2 separate regions of the Homo sapiens genome follow, and region 1 is linked to region 2. A link is an interaction called in ENCODE POLR2A ChIA-PET data of the cell type or tissue named here. Cell type or tissue: GM12878. All regions are shown on one strand. Links, peaks and the distances in the headings refer to the core of each region. The heading gives the core; the rest is flanking DNA. Region 1 overlaps TOMM20L-DT (TOMM20L divergent transcript). Region 2 overlaps PSMA3-AS1 (PSMA3 antisense RNA 1).

Region 1 (5,384 bases), core at 71-5,070, 100 kb before region 2:
CCTTCCTCCCTCCCTCCCTCCTTCCTTTCTTCCTTCCCTCACTCTTTCTCTCTCTTTTTCTTTTTGAGGCAGAGTCTTGCTCTGTTGCACATGCTGGAGTGCAATGGCCTGATCTCGGCTCGCTGCAACCTCAGCCTCCTGGGTTCAAGCGATTCTTCTGCCTCAGCCTCCTGAGTAGCTGTGATAACAGGTGCCCGCTACCACGCTCGGCTAATTTTTTAATTTTTTTAGTAGAGACGGGGTTTCACCATGTCGGCCAGGCTGGTTTTGGACTCCTGACCTCAAGTAATCCGCCTGCCTTGGGCTCCCAAAGTGTTAGGATTACAGGCGTGAGCCACTGTGTCCGCCCTGCACCATTTCCTTAAAAGGCTGTCTTATCTTCACCATATTGCCTTGGCACCTTTGTCAAAAATCACTTATCCATACATATGAGAGCGTATTTTTGGCTATTCAGTTCTATTGATCTATTTGTCCATCTTATTCCAGTACCACCCTGTTTTTGATTACTATAGCTTGATAATAATTATTGAAATTAGGTAATGCTAGGCCTTCAACTTAGTTCTTATTCAAAGTTCTTTTCGGCTTCTCTAGGTCCTTTGTATTTCCAGATGAATTTTATAATTAGCTTGTCAATTTCTACAAGATGCCTGCTGGTATTTTTATTGGGATTGCACTGAATTTGAGGAGCAAAGAATCTCAACAATACTGTTTTATGACCCATGAACAAGGTATAGTCCCTCATAAAGACTGTCTTTGTCTCAGCAATATCTTGCAGTTTTCAATATAGAGGTCTTTCCCATCCTGTCAGATTTATCCCAATATATTTCATATTTTTATGCTACTGTAAACGGTATTTTAAAATTTCCAATTATTCAGTCTTTATTGCTAGTGCATAGAAATCCAAATGATTTCTGTATATTAAACTTGCATCTCATAATCTTGCTAAACTCACCAGTCTAGATACCTATATGATTTCTTTTTCTTACCTAAATGCTCTGGCTAGAACTCCTAGTACAATGTTGAATAGAAGTGGTGAGAGGCCGGCCGGGTGCGGTGGCTCACGCCTGTAATCCCAGCATTTTGGGAGGCTGAGGTGGGCGGACCACGAGGTCAGGAGATCGAGACCATCCTGGCTAACACGGTGAAACCCCGTCTCTACTAAAAATACAAAAAATTAGCCGGGCCTAGTGGCGGGGGCCTGTAGTCCCAGCTACTCGGGAGGCTGAAGCAGGAGAATGGCGTGAACCCGGGAGGCGGAGCTTGCAGTGAGCCGAGATCGCACTACTGCACTCCAGTCTGGGCGACAGAGCGAGACGCCATCTCAAAAAAGACAAACAAACAAAAAAAAAACAAAAACAACAACAACAAAAAAGAAGTGGTGAGAGGCCAGGTGTGGTGGCTCATGCCTGTAGTCTCAGCACTTTGGGAGGCCAAGATGGGAGGATTACTTGAGCACAGGAGTTCAAGCCCAGCTGGGCAACATAGTGGGACCCTATAACTATAAAAACTACAAAAATTAGCCAGGCATGGTGGCGCGAGCGTGTACTCACAGGTACTTGGGAGGCTGAGGTGGGTGGATGGCATCAGCCCAGGAGATGGAGGCTGCAGTGAGCTGTGATCCAACAACTACACTCCAGCCTGGGTAACAGAGTCAGACCCTGTCTCAGGGAAAGAAAAAAAGCAAAAAAAAAAAAGCAGCAGCAGGTAGAGTATATATGTGTCTCATTCCTAATCTTGAGGAAGGCCAGGCATGGTAGCTCATGCCTGTAATCTCAACTCTTTGGGAGGCCAAGGTGGGCAGATCACTTGAGGTTAGGAGTTCGAGACCAGTCTGACCAACATGGTGAAACCCCATCTCTTCTAAAAAAAAAAAATACAAAAATTAGCCGGGCGTAGTGGCAGGTGCCTGTAATCCCAGCTACTTGGGAGGCTGAGGCAGGAGAATCACTTGAACCAGGGAGGCAGAGGTTGCAGTAAGCCGAGATCATACCACTGCCCTCCAGCCTGGGCAACAGAGTGAGACTCCATCTCAATCAATCAATCAATAACTTGAGGAAAAACATTCAGTCATTCATCATTAAATATGATGTTAACTATAGGTTTTTCATAGGTGTCCTTTATCAGTTGAAGAAGTTCCCTTCTATGCTTGCTTTGTTGAGAATTTTTATTGAGAACAGATGGATTTTGTCAAATGCTTTTTTCTGCCTCATAAGGTTTTTCTTTTTTAACTTAATATGGTAAATTACATTGATTTTTATTTTGTTTTTGAGACAGGGTCTCACTCTGTTGCCCAGGCTGGAATGTAGTGGCATGACCATAGCTCACTGCAGCCTTGAACTCCTGGGCTCAAGCACTCCTCCTGCCTCAGGCTCCCAGGTAGCTGGGACCACAGACATGCACCACCACACCTGGCTAATTAAAAAATTTTTTTTGTAGAGACTCACTCTCATTATGCTGCCCAGGCTGGCCCTGAACTCCTGGGCTCAAGTGATCCTCCTGCCTCAGCCTCCCAGAATGCTGGAATGACAGGCGTGAACCACTATGCCTCACTGATTTTTAAAAAATATTAAACCAATCATGTATTCCTGAAATAAATCCCACTTGGCCCATGTTGTATTATCCTTTTAATATGTTGTTGACTTTTATTTACTGAAATATTGTTTAGAATGTTTGCATGTATTTTCGTGAAAGATATTGGTCTTTAGTTTTCTTCTCTTGAAATGCCTTTGTCTGGTTTTAGTGTCATACTAATGCTGGTCTTGTAGAGTGATTTAGAAGAAATCTTCTTCAGTTTTTTGGGAGACTTGGAGTTGAATCACTATTATGCCTTCATTAAATGTTTGGTAGACTTCACTACTGAAACCAGCTGGATCTGGAGTTATTTTGTGGGGAGTTTTTTTTAACATCAATTCCATTTCTTTATAGATATAGGGCTATTCAGGTTATCAACTTCTGGAGTGAGCCTCAATAATTCATGTCTTTCAAGGAATTTTTCTATTTCAGCTAAGTTGGCAAATATATTGGCATAAAGATGTCCATGATATTCCTTTTTTTTTTTTTTTTTTTTTTTTTTTGAGAGAGTCTCACTCTTGCCCAGGCTGGAGTGCAGTGGGGCGATCTCAGCTCATTGCAACCTCCACCTCTAGGGTTCAAGTGATTCTTGTGCCTCAGCCTCCCAAGTAGCTGGGACTACAGGCACATGCCACCATGCACAGCTAATTTTTGTATTTTTAGTAGAGATGGGGTTTCGCCAGGTTGACCAGGCTGGTCTCGAACTCCTGACCTCAGGTGATCCGCCTGCCTCAGCCTCCCAAAGTGGTGGGATTAACAGGCACGAGCCATCATGCCTGGCCTCCTTATCTTTATAATAGCTATAGATACAGTATGTAGTGATCACGACCCTCATTCCTGATACTGGTAGTTTATGTCTTCCTCTTTATTTCCTGATCAGCCTGGATACAGGTTTATCAATTTTATTGATCTCCTCAAAGAACTACAGTTTATTTTTGAAGTCTATTATTGTTGTCACATTGAGTCCATTGTGCTAAAATGCTACTATGCCAGAGCAGTATATGGTAAATAGAAAGCACTCTATCAGTATTCATTGAATGAATCAGTGAATGAAAAAAAAGGAACCACCGATTTCTCCATGTAAAGTCCTTTTATTAGGACTGTTCTAGACAACAGCAGTTAGTCTTTAGACATGAGACCAATCTGTTTTGAAATCAGCAATTTCCTTATCTCTTATTTATGTCTTTAGTACTAAGAAGATAGAACTCAGTAGCACCTTCAGAGGCCAAGTGAAATGAAAGGTTTGAGGAAGTGCCCCAAAAGAAGGCTAAAAGGAGATGAAACTTGCTACTGGCAATGAGGGAGGGAGGGAACCTTGAGAAGAAAACAGATGGGGATGCTGGAGACACAGTGGATCAGAGAAAGAGTAATAAAACTATAACACAGTAATCTTGGGATATTAAAGGTATATGAAAGAGTTTAAACTCTAGTAACAACAAATGAAGGTCATACCCAAGAGTGATGACTACCTCAGTCATTACAGTAAAAATTTCAACTTAATAGCATCGGTGTTTCAAAAAGGTATGTGAGAAATGCTCAGATATTAAAGGAGAAGGGGTACATAAATTGACTTAGGAAAATTGTGAAAAATAGGATTTCCATTTATATGTAACACTGAAAAGTAATATACCGGGCCTATCTACTTCCTGACCTATTTAAAGGGAAGATTTTAAGATTTCTAGTCAAAGAAGGAAGCACAAAAGGGCCATGACATACCTAGGTGGAGAAAAGCAGAAATCTCTCATTGTATTCACCAGGCTAAAAAATCACCAACTTGATTAAACTTGAGTTCTAGTCTCAGTAGCAGCCAAACACAGTGGCCTTGGGTTTGCATGCCTCCTATGCTGTTTGTATTTTGGAAGGTTTTTTTCCTCTAATGTTCAAACTGCACACATTTAGAAGTATATACTTTTTTGCCCCCTACCTTCAGGTATTTCTTTATAGAAGTACATACTTTTATTAATTTTCCTATAATGTATTCACCTATGAAACCACATCCACCACCCCCAAGCTTTCCTCGGGCCCCTTTGTAATCTTACCCTTCCATTCCACCCCCTCCACATACCCCACTCCAAGTTTCCAGGGAACCACTGATTTATTTTGTTACTATACATTAGTTTGTATCTTCTATTTTTATATACATGGAACCAGAGTGTATACTTTTGTCTGACTTCTTTCACTCAGCATAAGTATTTTGAGATTCATCTATTTTGTTGCTTATGTTATCAATTTGTTCCTTTTTGTTGGTGAGTTGTATTCCATTGTATGGCTATGCAATAATTTACTTATCCATTCACTTGCTGATGGAAATTTGGGTTGTTTCAAATTTTTGCCATGATTTATAAAGCTGCTATATGTAGACATATGCTTTCATTTCTTGGGTAAGTACCTAGAAGTGGAATAGCTGGGTAACTTCTTTAACTTTTTAAGAAATTGTCAAAAATTTTCCAAAGCATTAACTCTTTCCTGAATTGAATCAAAAGAAAAACAAAACATAACATTTTCCAAAGTGGCTGTACAATTTTGCACTCTCACCAGCAGGCTATGAGAGTTCCTGTTCCTCCACATCATCCTCAACCCTTGGTATGGGCAAAGAGAACCTTTGGGATCTGGGATTCTTCTTATTGGGATTTATAAATACATTCATTTATAACTTAACTATTTGTACATGGACAAATCACTTTACTGCTGTCATTTTTTTTATGTGAAGTGAAAGGTTTAGATTCTAAAATTGTTTTTAATTATTGTTTTCATTTCAGTGACATTTAAGAAGTGTCAAATCTATTTTTGAGTGGGTAATACCTTCTTTTGGT
Region 2 (5,384 bases), core at 302-5,301:
GGCTCTCACTTGACACCTTTTATTTTTTTAAGGATTCTTAAGTCATTTAGGTTACTTTGTAGGTTTTTCCTGTGCCCCCATAAGAATGATAGCTTTAAAAATTATGCTGGGGTAGCAAAGAAGATACTTCTAGCTTTAGAATGTGTAGGTATAGCCAGGATTTTTGTGAGGAGGGGTGATTTAGAGCAAATTTCTTATTCTCCTTGCCTCATCTGTAACATGGGGATAATAATAGAACTGGCTTGACAAGGTTGGAATTAGTATTACATGGTAAATACATGTAAAATGTTTAGAATGGTGCCAAGTATCTAGGAAGTACTTGGGTATGAGGTGGTGGTGGTAACATATGTAATACTCTTACGTGCATATCATTCCAAGTGAGTTTTAAATGTATACATTTATTGCATTGATATACAGACATTAAGCATCTAGACTCTCTTGTCTTGATTCTGAGACCCTACTAAAGGTCATATCCACCTCTCTCCAACCTTATTTTTTACTACTTCCCTTCAAGCATCATATGCTGCAGTCACATTGAACTATCATGGTTCTCTTGTACAAGCCATATGTTTTCTCATTTACTTATGTTCATACTGTTCTCACCAATTTGATTGTTATCCCATCTCCTTGTATTCAAATGCTACCTTTTAAGTGAAGTTTTCTGATAGTTCAATAGGTAGAACTATATAGGTAATCATCATGTGAATTTCATGTTTCCTCTTACATGATTCTTTACCACTTTTTGTATTGCACTTTAGCCTTTTATTTACATATGTCTCTCTTACTGTGTTGTGCAATCTTTACAGGCAGAAAACTGTACCTTTTTCTTCCTTGTAGGTTTAGAACCTATCATAGGCCTTGGGACTTAGTAGGCATTCATTTGTGTAATGAAAATTTATAAAAGGTATCACAAGCTAAAAGGTTATGTTTAATGGACAAATGCATGCCAGTAAAAATGTGTTTTGTCAGTGTTTGTACATTCAAGAATGTCCTGGCCAGTCACTTAAAATGAAATCACTTTTTTAAAAAAAGATTGTATCTCTAAATAACCACCAGAGAATGGTTTTTCTGCTTGTTGTTACCTCATTTTTCACAGATCTTCCTAATAATTATCAGTGGTACAAATGTGGGAAAAGTTCATCCAGGGCTAAGGGTTCGTCACCTGCCAGTAGTGGGATAGATAAGCCACGTGGCTCAATAAATTATTGAACCCATAGTGTCACCCTCCAAGTATTTTTCTTTTTTAATCACAATACCATAATGCCTTTAGGTGTGAAACTGGGTATAGCCTAAGAATAGGAACTGGATGAGATATTTCATGAGGACACTTGATCCTTGCTTGCTGTGATATTGCTAAGGGTGTGGCATCATGATTTGGACAAAATGAGAATGGCAGGAATTGGGGAGATAAAATATCAGGCTCATAGGCCTTCATGGAGTTAAAGCAGTATTGTGTGTGCTTAGCTCCAGAATTCTCAGAATTTTTACAATAATTCAACAGGACGTTGGATTGAATAAGCACTTTAATACTGAAACACTGGATTTGAAAACTGGATGTTATGTGTTCTACTCATAAGCCTATTACTCATTGGCTGTGACCTGGGATACATCACTGCTTTTGCTTTTAGAGAATGAGGGTCATTGGGCTAGGTATTTACAGCTCTTAATATTTTAGGGTTGCAGTCTAGCACCGTATTTTTAAAACAAGAATTCTAAGCTTCTAATATCCACCTGTTCTTTGCAAGGTTAACTTTTTTTTAACAAACTCTGAGAATCAGAAGTCTTAGACATTTACTTGATAATTTTAGCATTTGAGGAATTGGCTGATGTTCCTAGAATCAAATTCTGACAGAAACTTTAATGCCCCCTCTATCTCACTGTTTTATTTAACAAGAGTTCTGATTGCTTTCATTGGTTGGTAAAACAGATATTTCAAGTAATAGCCACACTGATTAATTTCATTATGGTGACATTTCATTAATGTCATTATGGTGACATTTCAGTTTTATGTATGTCTATACTGCCCACACACAAAAGTACTACCGTGTGATTCAATATTTTCTTCTGTAGTTCATTTGTATAAAAAATCAGATGGGCTGGGTGCGGTGGCTCACGCCTGTAATCCCAGCATTTTGGGAGGCCAAGACGGGTGGATCATAAGGTCAGAAGTTTGAGACCAACCTGGCCAATATGGTGAAACTCTGTCTCTACTAAAAATACAAAAGTTAGCCAGGCGTGGTGGCGCGCATGTGTAGTCCCAGCCACTTGGGAGGCTGAGGCAGAAGAGTCGCTTGAACCCAGGATGTGGAGGTTGCAGTGAGCCGAGATCATGCCACTGCACTCCAGCCTGGGTACAGAGCAAGATGCCATCTCAGAAAAAAAAAAAAAGTCTGATGTGATCCACAGAAGTGGTTTCATGACTTAACTGTAGGTCTGTCTCAACCTTCTTTGGACAGGGTGAGGAATCAACTAGATAACGTTTTAAATTTGGTACTTTAACATTTGCTGGGCACTTAGATATACTACTACACTTATGTGTAATAGCTTAGACGTTAGATACAAATTAATCATTACCTGAAAAATTCCTAACAGCAGTGGGTTGAGTGGGAAAAAAGGCATGGAGGATGAAATCATGTTCTTTTTTTTTTTTTCTTTTTGTTGGCGTGTTTGATAGGTTTAATATGTTACTGAGTCTGCCAGTTCAAATAGCCCACTTAGGGATCTTAGGGATTTGTATTTATTTACATTTAGGGTTACCTCAAATCCTATGGCAAGCAAAAAAATAAAAATAAATCCCCAATTATTTCCCTCAAATCAAACCAGAATTCCTACTGTTTCTCAAAAAATCTTAGTTTCTTAGTCTATATATGCAATCATAAAGCTTCTTCCAGTGTTTGTATAATTTTGGTGGCCTAGATCTTGGTCAGATGGGACAGGGAGGGGAATTTTTGTATGAAGGAACATAACCAAAAAAAAAAAAAAAAAAGCACCACCTTCTTGTTTCTTATTCCTCTGTGTATCATGTGATACTGCTTTTAAGGCCTTAGAATTGCCGAGGCCATGGTAACCCAAGGCAGACTTGCTGTTTTCCTCTCAGATTTGAAGTTCTGCATTTTATTAGTCACGAAGAACTAGTCTGTTACCAGTAAATACTTAAGACACAAAACTTGCTTCTCTGTGCTGCTGTGTACTTCCTGTTTTGTCAGATTTCCATTTAGGGAAAAGAATGGATTTTATGCTAGGCTAGCTTCTCCTGAAATTCAGTTTGGAAGCCGTCCAGATATCTAGGGCGGGTGGTGGGGGAGAATGGCATGTCTTGTCTATATATGATGTCATTTGTCAGAAAGATTCATTTGGCTGCTTATCATGAAAGAGAGGGTTGCCAGGAAGGAAGAGAAACCTTTTGCTGTCAGAACTATTTAGTGTATGACTTGCCTACTTTGTGGCTTGCCTTTAGGCTTTCCATGTCAAATGTGTTTGAGGTTGTGAATGAATTATTATATTGCCTATGAAGGAAGGATCTATGTTCATTTCTAGTAGGTTTTTATTCCAGAAATATGTAAGAACTGTATTTAGACACATTTGCTTCACTTATAGAAGAGACAGGTCAAAGGTTAGATGGTAATTAGAACTGGGCTACATTTTAAATGTTGAAAATGTTTTGGGGGGAAGTTGCAGTAAAACCATTTTAAAAATCTTTTGCAGCTAAAATAGTAAATAGAACACCTAGTTATAAATGATGAATTTTCTGTCAGTTTTTATCCTATGAAATGAAATTCCAATTAGTTGTTAATAGAATGTGTGAGTAGAATATGCTTTCAGTGTAATCCTGAATCCTACTAATACTGCTGGTAACGGAATATTGTTTTGCAATGGTGGAACCAAAGCTCGTCTATAAAATTCTCTTTGACCAAATTGACCTGGTCTGCATTAAGTCAGAGCTAATTTTCTCTTTTTTGACCTGTCAGTAAAATATGAAAGATGCTTTTCAATCCCTGACCATTAGTGAACAGTTACAGAATTTCTTCTTTATTGGCACCCTGGCTCTTCGTTCACTCACATGTTGGAAATGTTCTCTTAACATCTGTATGTTGTCTTCCTTGGGAGCTGATGTTGAATTCTAAAATATTTGGAACCATCCCTATAAATTTTCTGCCAGATTCTTCCCTCCCCTTCCCCCCACCCCCCACTCTTTTTTTCATCTAGGTGTATGTATGCTGCTATTTCCGAGACATACATTCCTTACACAATCATGAAAAAAAGTTTTCCTAGACACCCATCATCCCTTACTGCTTCATCCCCCATTTTGCTTTCTAAATGTCATCTCTTCCTTTTTTTTTTTTGAGTTGGAGTCTTGCTCTGTTGCACAGGCTGGAGTGCAGTGGCGTGGTCTCGGCTCACTGCATCCTCCGCTTCCCAGGTTCAAGTGATTCTCCTGCCTCAGCCTCCTGAGTAGCTGGGATTACAGGCGCCTGCCATCACGCCTGGCTAATTTTTATATTTTTAGTAGAGACGGGGTTTCATCATGTTGGCCAGGCTGGTCTTGAACTCCTGACCTCAGGTGACCAACCCATCTTGGCCTTCCAAAGTGCTGGGATTACAGGCGTGAGCCATCACACCCTGCCCTAAGTGTCATCACTTTAAAAGTAACCTTTTCTCTTACCCTATTCTCCTTTTAGTAACCTGTTTCCAAATCAGTGATTCTCAAATTTTAGAGTGTTAATAAGAATTACCTCAGATACTTATTGAAAATACAGATTCCTGGGTCCCTCTTCCTACCTAGTGAGTTCAAATCTGTAGAATTCTGACTTAGGTGATCTTCGAACCACACTTTGAGAAAGTTGTCTGTTGCATGCATTCCCACTATCATGTAAATTCTGTCCTTCATATTTTTACATAATCTACTTTGTTTTAATTACTGGAATCTCAGAAGTTTTTTACTCATAATTATTGATAAGCTTTTTCTCCTGAATTCACTCATTGGAGGGGTCTTCCACTAGGTGTCCAGGAAATGTTCCCAAATTCCCTTCCATATTTGTCAGAATTTATGTTCTCTCCTCCCCAAAGCACATGTTTATAGTTCAGTGTAGACATACAAGTATATGTATACACATCTCTTTTTTACTTTTTTTTTGAGGCAGGGTCTCACTCTGTTACCTACACTGGAGTGCAGCAGCACCATCTTGGCTCACTGCAACCTCTGCCTCCCAAGGTCAAGCAATTCAACTGCCTCAGCCTCCCAAGTAGCTGGGACTACAGGCGCCTGCCACCATGCCCGGCTAATTTTTATATTTTTAGCAGAGATGGGGTTTCACTCTGTTGGCCAGGCTGGTCTCAAACTGCTGACCACAAGTGATCTGCCCACGTCGGCCTCCCAAAGTGTT

Evidence for each region. ChIA-PET counts read pairs that join two places held together with the same protein. Peaks named below come from ENCODE experiments on the same cell type or tissue, not always from the same donor. Only the 100,000 strongest peaks of a DNase experiment are listed, where the experiment ranks them.
Region 1: POLR2A ChIA-PET joins it to region 2 with 6 read pairs; 17 of 35 experiments call an interaction of 5 or more read pairs at or near these places.

The regions. Positions count from the first base shown.
Region 1 is chr14:58,383,864-58,389,247 of GRCh38, reverse strand. All of the region lies in intron 1 of TOMM20L-DT (TOMM20L divergent transcript), which reads left to right. Among named protein-coding and RNA genes, the nearest start is that of TOMM20L-DT, 9.1 kb to the left of the region's middle. In GM12878, for the core only: no CTCF peak of the experiment used is centred there; no DNase peak of the experiment used is centred there.
Region 2 is chr14:58,279,337-58,284,720 of GRCh38, reverse strand. The region is part of intron 2 of PSMA3-AS1 (PSMA3 antisense RNA 1); the gene reads left to right. It also overlaps the pseudogene HMGB1P14. Among named protein-coding and RNA genes, the nearest start is that of LINC00216, 6.0 kb to the left of the region's middle. In GM12878, for the core only: no CTCF peak of the experiment used is centred there; DNase peaks (open chromatin) are centred at 3,104 and 3,381; H3K27ac peaks cover 930 bases.